2 separate regions of the Homo sapiens genome follow, and region 1 is linked to region 2. A link is an interaction called in ENCODE POLR2A ChIA-PET data of the cell type or tissue named here. Cell type or tissue: GM12878. All regions are shown on one strand. Each heading gives the region's core, and the rest is flanking DNA. Links, peaks and the distances in the headings are about the cores only. Region 1 overlaps HVCN1 (hydrogen voltage gated channel 1). Region 2 overlaps GPN3 (GPN-loop GTPase 3).

Region 1 (2,805 bases), core at 263-2,762, 220 kb after region 2:
GGCAGGGCCAGAGCGGCTGTCCCCAGTCCTAGCTTCACTCATCCTCCCCTATAGCCCTGTCCAGCATTAAGCCTGGTGCATTTCAGCAACTAAATGACCCCTGATCTGCCACCTACTTCCCCCACCCTCTGCCACTGCCCTGGCCAACCCCCTGCCTCACTTGGAGGCTGTCGCAGCTCCTCTCTGCTCTCTCCTTCCCTGCTGCATTCTCCATCAGCTGCAGGAGAGCATCCCTCCAAGCATGACTACATCACTCCCTGTGCAGAAAAGGGCCAGCCCAGCGGTCCCGAGGCTGCCTTCCTCAGACAGGCCTGCCTGGCCTCCACTGGCATCTGGGAATTTGGACTTCTGGAAAATTCCCGCCATTCCCTGATAAGAGCAGCTCATTGTGCCTAGACTGCTTGTGGAAACAGCATGGTTTATGCTGAACTCCTACTTTCATTTGGAGAGTATGGAATTTTTCTAAGTGCCAGGCAGAGGGTACCTCTGTGCCCAGCTCCAATGAAAACTCTGGGCATTGGGTCTCTAAGGAACTGCTCTGCTTGCAAACACTTCACACATCTTGTCACAACTCCCTGCTGGAGGAAATAAGTGTGACCCCAAGGACCTCTGCCCCCAACCCAGGAGAGGGCTCTGGAAGCTTGTGCCAGGTTTTTTCTGAACTTCACCCCACGTGCCTTTTCCCTTTACTGATTTTAATTTCAATCCTTTTGTGGCAATTAATCTGAGCCAGGAGCACATCTGCATGCGAGTCCCACAGGTCCTCCTAGTGAGTCACTGACACTGGGCATAGGGTCTCGGGAACCCTGACACACTCCCTTATTTAAAACTTTTGGCTGGGTGCAGTCACTCACACCTGTAATCCCAGCACTTTGGGAGGCTGAGGGGGATCACTGAGTTCAGGAGTTCAAGACCAGCCTGGGCAACAGAGTGAGACTCCGTCTCTACAAAAAAATCTAAAAATTAACCAGGTGTAGTGGTGCTCGCCTCTAGTCCCAGTTACTTGGGAGACTGAGAGAGGCGGATCGCTTGAGCCCAGAATGTTGAGGCTGCAGTAAGCTGTGATCGTGTCACTGCACTCCAGCCTGGGTGATACAGCAAGACCTTGTCTGTTAAAAAAAAAAAAGACATCAATGCCTCCCAGAAGCCCACTCCTGTTTTGCACGCTCTATCTAGCCTCTGTCTGCCCATCTTCTCACCTTCCCTCTCACCTCTGTCCCCACTCTGGCCACATTGAGCCTTTCATACTTGGCTGGTTTCTCCAACCACAGGACCTTTGCACACGTGACTTCTTTTGCGTAGAATGTGCAACCCCCTTTCACCCTGTCCTCTATCTTCTTCTTCATCTCAGCTCTCAGGAGCTGGCCAGGCCTTCCCCATCACACTCTCATGTGGCCCAGCTGTTCACAGCATGACCTCTGTGCCTGGCAGACCACAGGCTCCTGCTAAACATACCTCCTGGATGGTGGAAGGTGGAATGAAACCCCTGAGCAAATCTCTTCTCTGTGGGGAGGCAAGAGGACTCCAAGCAGCAGGCTCAGCTGCCCCCAGCACTTCTCCCTTCCTGCCCCAGGGGATCCGTGTTCTGAGGAAGGCCTATTTTTAAAATCAGGGAAGTCTTTAAATAAGTGTAGAAACTTTTCCTTCTCTAGGGTGGGGAGGAAGTCTGAGGTTCATGAAAACAACCACCGTGACAGCTGATCAGCTCTGGCAGGAGGAGCTGCTTACAGGCTGAGGGGCTTAACTGGCAGCCCAGGTTCCCCTAAAGCCATGCTCCCCAACTGTCTCCTTTTCTATAGGGTTAGGAACCCTCCTGCCTGATAGATGAGCCGGTCAGCCTGGTGAGATGATGGCAGGGCTGCATACAGACTATATGGGACATATTTACAGGAGTAGGAACTGTAATCATTCCAACTATCCCCAGAATACCTGCTATTTAATATTTTCTGAGCTCTGTGCAAAGACCTTCATTAACATACTGTAACAAGCCCATGAGGCGGGGACTGCAATGTCTCTGTTTATGGATGAGGAAACTGAGAACAGAGAGGCCAGTGACTTGCCCCAGGTCACACAGCCAGCGAGAAGCAAGGCTAGGATTCCAACCCAGGCTGCCAAGCCCAGCTCCCCCTCCTCCTGCGGGACCCCTCATGAACACTGCCCAGCCCTGCACCCTCCTCACAGCTGGGGAAGCCCCATGCTGGGAAGGGAGTTTGGAGCGGTGTTTCTCAATAAGAAATCACATTTCATACCCTGCATCTCAGTACACACTGACTTGTGTACACACATTCCATAACTAGCACTGAAGTTACTATGTGAGGCGCTCTTATTTTCCATTTCATTCTATTTCTTTTTTTTTTTTTTTTTTTTTTTTTTTTTGAGACAGGGTCTCACTCTGCCACCTAGGCTGGAGGGCAGTGGCATGATTAGGACTCACTGCAGCCTCAACGTCCTGGGCTCAAGAGATCCTCCCACCTCAGCCCAGGAAGTAGCTGAGACTACAGGTATGCACCACCACGCCTGGCTAATTTTTTGTATTTTTAATAGAGATGGGGTTTCTCCATGTTACTCAGGCTGGTCTCAAACTCCTGACCTCAAGTGATCCGCCTGCCTTGGCCTCCCAAAGTGCTGGGATTACAGGTGTGAGCCACTGCACCTAGCCCTATTTCATTTCTTAAAAGGTCGACTGTAGCCCACTCAATGGATTTCAGGACTCACCAATGCGTTGAGTTTAAAGACACAGTTTTGGGGGGACACGCTTTGCCTATTTCCCTGGGAATGACTGAGAGGGGAGTCTGGTCCAAGCCT
Region 2 (2,805 bases), core at 12-2,511:
AAAGACTGATGAATTCAGGAGACTAGGTTTATAAACCAGCCAAACTTCCCATCTAAATAAAACAGAAGGTTCATCTCTGCAACTGAGATCTGATAATAATGGAAGAACAGTGAACTCACTTCTCAATTTCCTTTTTTGCTTTTTTACTCAGCAGATCCATTTTTGTCATGATGTTGACTTGCGGAATTTCTAGAGAGATCATGGCACTCAGGGCTGCCAAGATGCCAGAAATAAACTGAAGGAGGAAACAGAAAAGGGAAGATGAACTGACTGTTGCCAACAGTTACCTGGTCTGCATAAAGAGTCTTCTATTCCTCACTGGAACAGAACTGGCCTAAATAAAAGAAATGCAAGCTGGACGTGGTGGCTCATGCCTGTAATCCCAACACTTGGGGAGGCTGAGGCGGGCAGATCACCTCAGGTCAGGAGTTCAAGACCAGCCTGGCCAACGTGGTGAAACCTTGTCTCTACTAAAAATACAAAATTAGCCAGGCATGGTGGCATGTGCCTGTAATCCCAGCTACTCAAGAGTCTGAGGCAGGAGAATCACTTGAACCCAGGAGGCGGAGGTTCCCGTGAGCCAAGATTGCGCCACCACATTCCAGCCTGGGCAACAACGGCAAAACTTGGTCTCAAAAAAAAAAAAAAAAAAAAAGAAATGCCAGTTCAGAACATGTGGAAAAGGCAAAATTATTTATATTTTATTAAAAGTAATGCTAGCCATATAGAAAAAAATGTTCCCAAATCATTGGGAATCAAATGCTTGATTCTTGGTTCCCAAAGGTGAGGGAAGATATAGATAACATACAGTGATCACAAATTTCAATTTAGACAGCATTTTAATTTCCTTTCCCATCTAATATTCCTTAAGAGCTATTAATAAAAAATTTGATCTTGGTAGTTCATAAACTGGACAAAAGGTCCTCAGAAAATTAAAAATAGACTATTTTATAAAATAGCCATCTGCTTCAGTTTTTTCTCCCCCACTACTTCCTCTTTTTTTTTTTTTTTGAGACAGAGTCTCACTCTGTCACTCAGGCTGGTGTGCAATGGTGCGATCTTGGCGATCTTGGCTCACTGCAACCTCTGCTTCCTGTACTCAAGCGATCCTCCCACTTCAGCTTCCCAAGTAGCTGGGACTACAGGCATGTGCCACAACGTCTAGCTAATTTTTATATTTTTTGTAGAGACAGGGTCTCACTCTGTTGCCCAAGCAGGTCCGAAACTCTTGGGCTCAAGCAATCCTCCTGCCTTGGCCTCCCAAAGTGCTAAGATTATAGCTGTGAACCACTTCACCCAGCAACCTCAGTTTTTTTCTTGGTAAGCAGTTCCTCCTAAATCTCTATGATATAATAATTTACTATTTTTGATTAACAACATGTTATAATTTAATAATAAAAGGGATAAAGTAACTCTGGAATCATTTGTGAAATGTTCAGAATCACACAATAATTAAAGGAACTGTCATCTGCTTGAACTCATAGTTTAAAAATCTTTAAGAGAACTTTGGGAGGCCAAGGCAGGTGGATCACTTGATGTTTGAGGTCAGGAGTTTGAGACCAGCCTGGCCAACATGGTAAAACCCCGTCTCTACTAAAAATACAAAAATTAGCCAGGCATGATGGCACACACCTGTAATTCCAGCTACTCAGGAGGCTGAGGCACAAGAATCACTTGAACTGGGAGGCGGAGGTTGCAGTGAGCTGAGATCACGCCACTGCGCTCCAGCCTAGGCAACAGAGTAAGACTCTGTCACACACACAAAAAAAAAAAAAAAAAAAAAAAAAAAATCTGTAAGAGATTTAGCTTCAGACCTTGAATGACTCCACCATGAACTGAGAATCAACAAGAAAAACTCCACAGACTCGGAACTCCCACTGCTCGAGCTGCTGGACCAGCTGTTTCATCACAGGCAGGTGAGTGTACAACTCAATCTGACCTACATGAAGAGTATTGCAAGAATTTTAGAAATAGCAAGTATGTTAAATCATCAAGTTAGAGGAAACAAATTTTCCCCATAAGATGGACAAAAATAAAAGCCAACACATTTTTAAGGGGCCCACAGCCTCTCAAAGCAATCATAAAACCTAAGGTACTGCCACCATAGGAATCCCTAACTATTAAGTTTTATGTAGAAAATGAGGTTCTCTGGTTGGGCAGGGTGGCTCATGCCTGTAATCCCAGCACTTTGGGAGGCTGTGGCAGGTGGATCACTTGAGGCCAGGAGTTCAAGACCAGCCTGACCAACATAGTGAAACCCCATCTCTACTAAAAATACACAAAAATTAGCCAGGCGTGGTGGTGCGCGCCTGTGGGATGCTGAGGCACAAGAATTGCTTAAACCCGGGAGGAGGAGGCTGCAGTGAGCCAAGATCACGCCACTGCACTCCAGCCTGGGCGACAGAGTAAGACTCTGTCTTTAAAAATAAAAAAAAAGAAAGAAAGAAAGAAAATGAGGTTCTTCACACTTTAGTTTTCTGCCAATCAATATGAGTGTTATTGGCCAGATGCCATGGTTCACACACCTGTAATCCCAGCACTTTGGGAGGCTAAGGTGGGAGGATAGCTTGAGCCCAGGACTTTGAGAGCAGCCTGAGCAATATAGTGAGATCCTATCTCTACAAAAATAAATAAATAAGTGCTACAAAGATATCTATAGTTTGGGAATATTCATCAAGCTGTATACTTATGACATATATACTTTTCTGTGGGTATATGTATGGTCAATTAAAAGCAAGGGGAAAAAAGTGAGGGCCATAAATGGTCAAAGCCAGGTTAGGCTCAAGTTGAAAATTCACAATTTGG

The links. Peaks named below come from ENCODE experiments on the same cell type or tissue, not always from the same donor. Only the 100,000 strongest peaks of a DNase experiment are listed, where the experiment ranks them.
Region 1: POLR2A ChIA-PET joins it to region 2 with 10 read pairs; 5 of 35 experiments call an interaction of 5 or more read pairs at or near these places.

Annotation. Positions count from the first base shown.
Region 1 is chr12:110,676,093-110,678,897 of GRCh38, forward strand. The region is part of intron 3 of HVCN1 (hydrogen voltage gated channel 1); the gene reads right to left. Among named protein-coding and RNA genes, the nearest start is that of HVCN1, 12 kb to the right of the region's middle. RefSeq lists enhancers at 1,231-1,370, 1,421-1,780. In GM12878, for the core only: no CTCF peak of the experiment used is centred there; a DNase peak (open chromatin) is centred at 1,309; H3K4me3 peaks cover 1,410 bases; H3K27ac peaks cover 2,399 bases.
Region 2 is chr12:110,455,696-110,458,500 of GRCh38, forward strand. It overlaps GPN3 (GPN-loop GTPase 3), which reads right to left. Exons shown (of 8, transcript NM_016301.4): 4 at 1,815-1,939; 5 at 120-235. Among named protein-coding and RNA genes, the nearest start is that of ARPC3, 6.8 kb to the left of the region's middle. In GM12878, for the core only: no CTCF peak of the experiment used is centred there; a DNase peak (open chromatin) is centred at 1,146; H3K27ac peaks cover 2,379 bases.